Regions from separate parts of the Mus musculus genome. Here region 2 is linked to region 1. The links are chromatin contacts, found by Hi-C or POLR2A ChIA-PET in ENCODE. All regions are on one chromosome and are shown on one strand. Each heading gives the region's core, a stretch centred on a gene start or an enhancer-like site at or near the end of the contact. The rest is flanking DNA. Distances are from core to core; before and after follow the strand shown. Region 1 holds the start of Bbs2 (Bardet-Biedl syndrome 2 (human)). Region 2 holds the start of Mt1 (metallothionein 1).

Evidence for each region. Hi-C counts contacts between places; a loop is a spot of excess contacts on that map. ChIA-PET counts read pairs that join two places held with the same protein, here RNA polymerase II (POLR2A).
Region 2: a map of regulatory T cell shows a loop between it and region 1 (2.1-fold over the local background). The contact joins the promoter of Mt1 here to the promoter of Bbs2 in region 1. A Hi-C loop is called at or near these places in 5 of 37 maps with a recorded cell type or tissue (left cerebral cortex, mouse trophoblast stem cell and regulatory T cell). POLR2A ChIA-PET finds 5 or more read pairs at or near these places in 4 of 5 experiments (Patski and embryonic stem cell).

The regions. Positions count from the first base shown.
Region 1 is chr8:94,097,015-94,100,490 of GRCm38, reverse strand. Bbs2 (Bardet-Biedl syndrome 2 (human)) reads left to right here and starts at 1,982. Exons shown (of 17, transcript NM_026116.3): 1 at 1,982-2,255. The coding sequence starts at 2,139. Gm39226 (a long non-coding RNA gene) reads right to left here and starts at 949. Exons shown (of 2, transcript XR_879106.1): 1 at 301-949; 2 at 1-192.
Region 2 is chr8:94,177,767-94,181,136 of GRCm38, reverse strand. Mt1 (metallothionein 1) reads right to left here and starts at 2,048. Exons shown (of 3, transcript NM_013602.3): 1 at 1,799-2,048; 2 at 1,249-1,314; 3 at 810-1,035. The coding sequence starts at 1,826. The coding sequence ends at 944.

The DNA of each region.
Region 1 (3,476 bases), core at 733-3,232:
CATTTCTGGCTTAAAACAAGATCGTTCCCACACATATCTGTAGCCAGAAGTCTGAAATGACGGTATTAATAGGAGACTGTTTCCTCTGAACATTCTAGGGAAGAATTCTGAGCTTCGGGAGCCTTCAGGCACTCTTCAGTTTAGAGTAGCATCTTCAATTGGTGCCTATGGCTGTTTCTGTCTTCTCTCCCTCTTAAAAGGATACATATCATTAGAATTAGGGGCCACTCTAATCCAGGATGACCTCATTTCAAGCTCTTTAACTTACATCTGTAAAGACTGCTCTCCAAATAAGGTTACCTGTTGCCACCAGCAGTGAGGTGTGTGCCAGAGATACAGCTCCACTCTGCCACCTGCAGCAGCCCAAGCACTGGGCACTCCTTTCTGAGACCTCCATCCAAGTGACAACAGGATTCTTGGTTTCACTGCAGCAAAGAATTCCAGGACCAGACAGTTTGAAGCAGTTGAAGTTTCCTGAGATTTTGGTCACCAAGATGGCTCAGCAGGTTAAAAACAACATGGCTGATGACATGAGTTTGGTCCCTAGAACACATGGTATTGTTTTACACACACACACACACACACACACACACACACACCATATACCATACATAATTAATGTAATGTAATATGCTATACTATAATATAAGCATAACGGGGAGGGGCTGGGAAGGAGTTTAAAAGAGAGGATAGGTGCTAAGGGATAGAATAATACATAGCCAAAAGCTTGGATGTGGGTTTCAAGAGGGAACGACTCACTTAGTATCTTATCAGCTACATAGACTGCTTAGTAGCTCTAGTTATATCTCAATGGGCTGTTAGGAATTCCACCCCACTCCCATCTTCTTTCTCTCTTTTGTTTTACTTTGAAAATTAGCTTACAAAGTAGCAGGTCTTTTATGACATTTTCATGCATACTATGGCTGGCTGATCCTTCTCACCTGCTAGTTCCTTTCTTCTACTCCCCCCCCCCCCCCCCCCCCCCCCCCCCCCCCCGCACATTTACTCTTCTTTCTTTCCCTTCTTTTTGATGAATACGTTTATAAGGTGACTTCACCGGTGCTTTGAGTAGAGTTTGCAATTTGCTAAGATGAACCGACTTGTCACAAGGATGTAAAGAGTTAAGTCACATCATTTATTTAAGTAGGGTTTCTTGTGAGGTCCCTAGCAAATTACAGATTTACAGCTGGCAAAGGAGAAAGGCCATGTCCGTTTAGTACTTAAGCAGGATTCAGTGCTTTTTCAACATTCTTAGTTGAAAGTCTTTTCATATAAAGGGCATGTTGTCTCTAGCTGAGCAACTTTGTACAAATGCTAATTGTCCTGAAAATCTTGACTCAGCTGGTGGAGCGCCTTAACTGGACTTGGGAGAGAAGTACTCTTTCCCTTCCCATGTCCCTCAACTTTGCATCGTTCTCTACTGCTTTATATTTACCACCTAAACTATTTAAATAAACTATACTCTTTACTTTTATCTTGAGGGGATTATTATTTTCGGGTTACTATTGACGTTTGCCTGGGCATAACAGCTAAAGCAAGGGATACACTAAGCACTTTAACGTTAGTTTTGTTTTGTTTTTTTAATCGTGCGTGTGCATGTCCTTGGAGCTGGTTTTCTGCTTCCAACTCGGGTCATCAGGGTTGGTATCAAGTGTCTTCACCCACTTAACTATCCGCCCCGTAAAGCCTTAGTTCTTGAACGAATGAAAGGGTGACATAGTGTGTGGCGTGTACGGGGTGCAGCTTGGCTGACACGCTACAGAGAATCCTGGGGAGGTACTGGCTTAGACACCGCCATCCCAGACGCCAAGGTAAGGCTTCATCTAACACTAATTTACAGCCGCAGTCCGAGGACAGACAAAGAACGCAGGCCAACCAGGCACGACGCCACTGCGCAGTCGCAGGAGCTAGTTGGGACTTGCGTAGCTCTGCCGCTGGGAGGGTCCGCGCAGGCGTAGAGAGAGTTGGCGACACCGATCGCGCTCTAGTCTGCGCTTCCGGCGCCGGGCCTGTGGCGTTCCGCAGTCCTGCGTGTATTTACCTCCTACTCCTCATCCGCTGCTAGGCAACCGGCCGGCCAAGCTGCTTGCCTTGCGCCTGCGTCGGGCATCTGTCTTCCGCCCCTAGCTGGCGCCATCATGCTGCTGCCTGTGTTCACTCTGAAACTGCGCCACAAAATCAGCCCCCGCATGGTGGCCATAGGGCGCTACGACGGGACTCACCCGTGCTTGGCTGCCGCCACCCAAGCGGGCAAGGTAACCGCTCCCACCCGGACTCCTGCCTCCTCCAGATCCCGCCCCTCACGCTGCCCCGCCCCCTGCCCGCATTGCCTGGCAACCGGTCGCCGCTGTCCTTGGCTCCAGTCCCATCAAAGTGGGATTTCAAAGAACAGCTTTGTAGCAGTGACGTTTTTTATCACCAGGTTCTCAGTGTTGAACAGTATTGAGGACAGATCAGGAACCTAGGGAAAAGAAGTCTCAAGAAAAAGGAGCGCTTGTCCAGGAGTAGCAGCGATTGCTGACTCCAGATTCATGCCCAGGGCCTCTGCTTGCCTCCAGGATTCTCTTCCATATTTGCCTCTTTACAGTGGAGGAAGCGGGTGGGGTGGGGACAACAACCCAATGTTAAATTCAGATTGTAGTTTTGGTCCTTGATCACGTACATTCAGATCTTATCCCCATAACCTAAGTGTTCATTAAATGGTTATTATGAGCCACATACTGAGAAAGGGGTGTCAGGGTCACAGATAAAAAAAAAATTCAGATTTAGACCCAGTTTGCAAACAAAAGAAATTGTGAAAGTGAGATTGAATTCTTGTTGTTAGACTCAGCAGGTATGCCAGGTACACAATTGCATTTGTGTAAGGAGTTTTCAAGACACTGCCATGTGTGTTGTATGTTACCTTATATGCTACTTCTAGGGTTCCGTAGCAGGAACATAAGGATTCGTTTAAATGGGTTATGATTTCATAAACTGGTATGGTGAAGTAAAATGCTGAACATTCGTCTTGGTATGTGATGCTACTAGTTAAGAGGCGCTACCAGTCCTGAGGTAGTGCTACACATTTGTTATTTTATCTGTTCAAGAGATTGGGATCATAAGTTCAAAGCTAGCCTGGGCAACATAGGAAGACCCTGTCTCAAAATTAAAATTTTAGAAGAAGGGAGTTCTTTGTCCAATTGTCACTTGGATAAAGGCATGCACTGCTAAGTTTGATGACCTGAGTTCTGTCCTAGGGACACACAACATGGAGAGAGATCTGACTCTTGTAAGTTGTTGTCATCTGACCTTCACATGTGCTATAGAGCCTGGACACACACACATACCCACACACACACACACACACACACACACACACACGAATATTCAAATAGTAATATTAAAAAGGCTGATGATGTAACTCAGTGGTAGAACGATTGCCTAACATACTCAACAGCCTGGGTTCAGCCTCCTGAGCTGCCCTTATCCCAGGCACT
Region 2 (3,370 bases), core at 799-3,298, 81 kb before region 1:
CTACATACGAAGCTAGATACACGAGTTCAGGGGGTACTGGTTAGTTCAGATTGCTGTTCCACCTATAGGGTTGCAGATCCCTTTAGCTCCTTGGGTACTTTCTCTAGCTCCTCCATTGGGGGCCCTGTGTTCCATCCAATAGCTGACTGTGAGCATCCACTTCTGTGTTTGCTGGGCACTGGCAAAGCCTCACAGGAGACAGCTTTATCAGGGTCCTTTCAGCAAAATCTTGATGGCATATGCAATAGTGTCTGCATTTGGTGGCTGAATAGGAGATGGCCTGGTGACACAGTCACTCCTGTAATCCCAGGTACTTGGGAAGCTGAGGCAGGAGAATCAAAAACTCAAGGTCAGACTGGACTGCAGAATGAGTTCTAGGACAAGGTAAGCAACTTGTGTCAAAACAGCCAAGAAAGCCCCTCTGGAATCTAGTTCAGTGTTAGTCCCTGCCTAGCATACGAGACACCCTATGTTAATTTTCATACCCACCTCCTTATACCCAACAATGTGAGAGGAAACCAGAATCCAAAGAGAATATAAATGATAAGATTTTCTGTGCTTCCAGGATGGGACATCAAGTCTTCCAGGACCACCCTCCCTCCCTCCCTTCCCCTAACACAAGACCTGACCAGGCACACAGCTGTTTTCCATGAGGAAGCTTATGGGATAGCTTGGCTTTACCCAAAGACATTACCCCTCTGTGAGGGCCAGAGGCGGGAGGTAAAGGCACGAGGGGGTCCAAAACCAGATCCCCAGACTATCAAGTCACCCCAGTTTCTTATTGCCAAACCACACCAAGAAAACCAGAGTTAGACTCAAACAGGCTTTTATTATTCACGTACTCGGTAGAAAACGGGGGTTTAGTAAACAGGGTGGAACTGTATAGGAAGACGCTGGGTTGGTCCGATACTATTTACACGTGGTGGCAGCGCTGTTCGTCACATCAGGCACAGCACGTGCACTTGTCCGCGGCGCCTTTGCAGACACAGCCCTGGGCACATTTGGAGCAGCCCACGGGACAGCAGGAGCAGCAGCCTAGAAAGGAGGAGGAAGAGGTCAGCCTGGCTGAAGACCTCTGCTTCCTGTCCCCAACAGAGAAGACCTCGGTTTTTTTAAATAGTTCTCTGTATAGTTCTGTCCCCGAGACAATACAATGGCCTCCGGGAAGCAAAGGACATTTCTCAGAGCCAGTTTTGTAGGAGTTCCCCGCCCCTAGCCTTAGCCGCCACCCAAGGTGTCCCAACTCACTCTTCTTGCAGGAGGTGCACTTGCAGTTCTTGCAGGCGCAGGAGCTGGTGCAAGTGCAGGAGCCGCCTGGGGAGGAGAAAGAAGACAGCATGAGGGAGGCAGCATTACAGCAGTGGCCAACACCACGAGTCCCGGCTCAGTTCACTAAGTCCTCCTCGGAGCTGCAGGGAGCCTAGCCCCACTTTTCTCCTCACAGGTTAAGTCAGGGATTATGTCTTTGAGTCCCAAGACATAAAGGTCCTTCACCTCTTTCTTAATTCAAGCAATTCACAGTAAGTTTAGTAATGCCTGGGACTCAACCCAGATGTCCCCACTAACTGGGTGATCAGGAACCGGACATTTGCGCGTCTAAATCCTAGCCCCAACCCCGCCAAAGGACCCGTTCGACAATACTCGTAACTAATGAAGGCTTTTGCAAGAGCGGATTCTAGAAAGAACCGGAATGAATCGCCAACTAAAGGTGCCTATTCCCGCCAAGCCTCTACAACTCGGGGATTCCGCTCTGCGGTCCCAACTTGGTATTCTAAAGACCAAGGATCGGGAGTCTTACCGGTGGAGCAGGAGCAGTTGGGGTCCATTCCGAGATCTGGTGAAGCTGGAGCTACGGAGTAAGTGAGGAGAAGGTACTCAGGACGTTGAAGTCGTGGTGACGCTTAGAGGACAGCCTGCCCTCTTTATAGTCGTTGGACGAGTCCGGGCGCAAAGGGTTTGCACCCAGCAGGCGGTTGCTCCAGCCCACGCATAGTCACGCGCCCCGCGTCCTTGGCAGAGCCGAGCGCACTTTTCGGGCGGAGTGCAGAGCTCCCTGGAGCGCCAGTGTGCACAGCGGGACCGCCCCTTTGGCACGACTGGCTCGGATAGGACGACCCATGTGACGTGTGGAACATCATGTCCCTATAGTGCTTTCCCCGATATTACGGCCTATCGCTGCTCTGGAGTTTACGAGAACTCACCCCGGAAAGCCAGCTATCTCCGTAAACCCATTCGCAGCGTGGTAACCTCAGCTTCTCCTTTCCTGGAGTTCCTGAGCAGCGACCAGCTCCGCCCAGGTCTCTCTCTGGATCGAAGCTAGGAGAAGAGGAGACAGTTTTATAAAGACTAGCCTTGATTATTTTAGCCAACAGAACTCATCTCAACATTATTCTCTACTCCTGAGGGGGCTCATCTAAGAATGTCCAGGGCTGAGGGGTCACTCACCTTAACCCATCTGCTCTACTCCAGGCTGGTTTTAAAAACCAAGGTACCCTCCCTCCAGAGAGATCATTTTAGGTGGGGACTGCATTAGATAAAAAAAATAAAGTCAGCTATTTCTTTCTTTCTTTTTTTTTTAATGCTTCTGATTTTGAGTAACATTAGAGTCTGCTGTCAGGCAGGCCTTGTGTCCTGGGCAAGAGAACAGCTACACTGTTGGCTCATGCATACCATCACTTCTGAGCTATACGACTTTGGGCAGGTTTTTGCTTAACTGTGGTAGAACCACCACCAGCAATATGTCTATTATGCCAGAACCAGGAGTTAAACCAATTTCTCATTTAATACCTATAGAGAGATGCAAATTCTATTTACACACAAGGACAGAGGATTCAGAGGTTCAGTGACTTGCCCAGGCCATATATCCAGTCAGTAGTACAACGGCTGTGAACCAGCACTGCCTGGCACTAACGCTCCTGTATTTGTCCCACGTTCTCTTGCTGTGATTCTGTACAAAGTTCATCTGTAGGCAGAGAAGGCACCAGGTGCTGGGCTATGACACTCCCCCCCCCCACACACACACTTCCCCCTCCTCTTCCCCCTCTCCCTCTTCCTCCTCTTCTTCCTCCTCTTCTCCGTTCTTCTCCCCTTCTTTCTCCTCTCTTCTTCCTTTTTCTCCTCCTCCCCCCTCCTCCTCTTCCTCCTCCTTCATGGTGGTTTAGATACAAGTGTCTTTCTATTATCAACCCACTGGTTTGGTAGTATAATATTACCCAGGGCGTTTCTCCTTCCTCCGGATATTTCCTCTTGGAGGAGACAACACAGCAATACCCTCTGCGTGGGAAGATCCAAAAAAAAACCTTCATTTGGAACTGAGTCTTTATCTATACAGTTAAATTCTTGCCTTAGGGTAGCTCTTTAATCTCAGCTC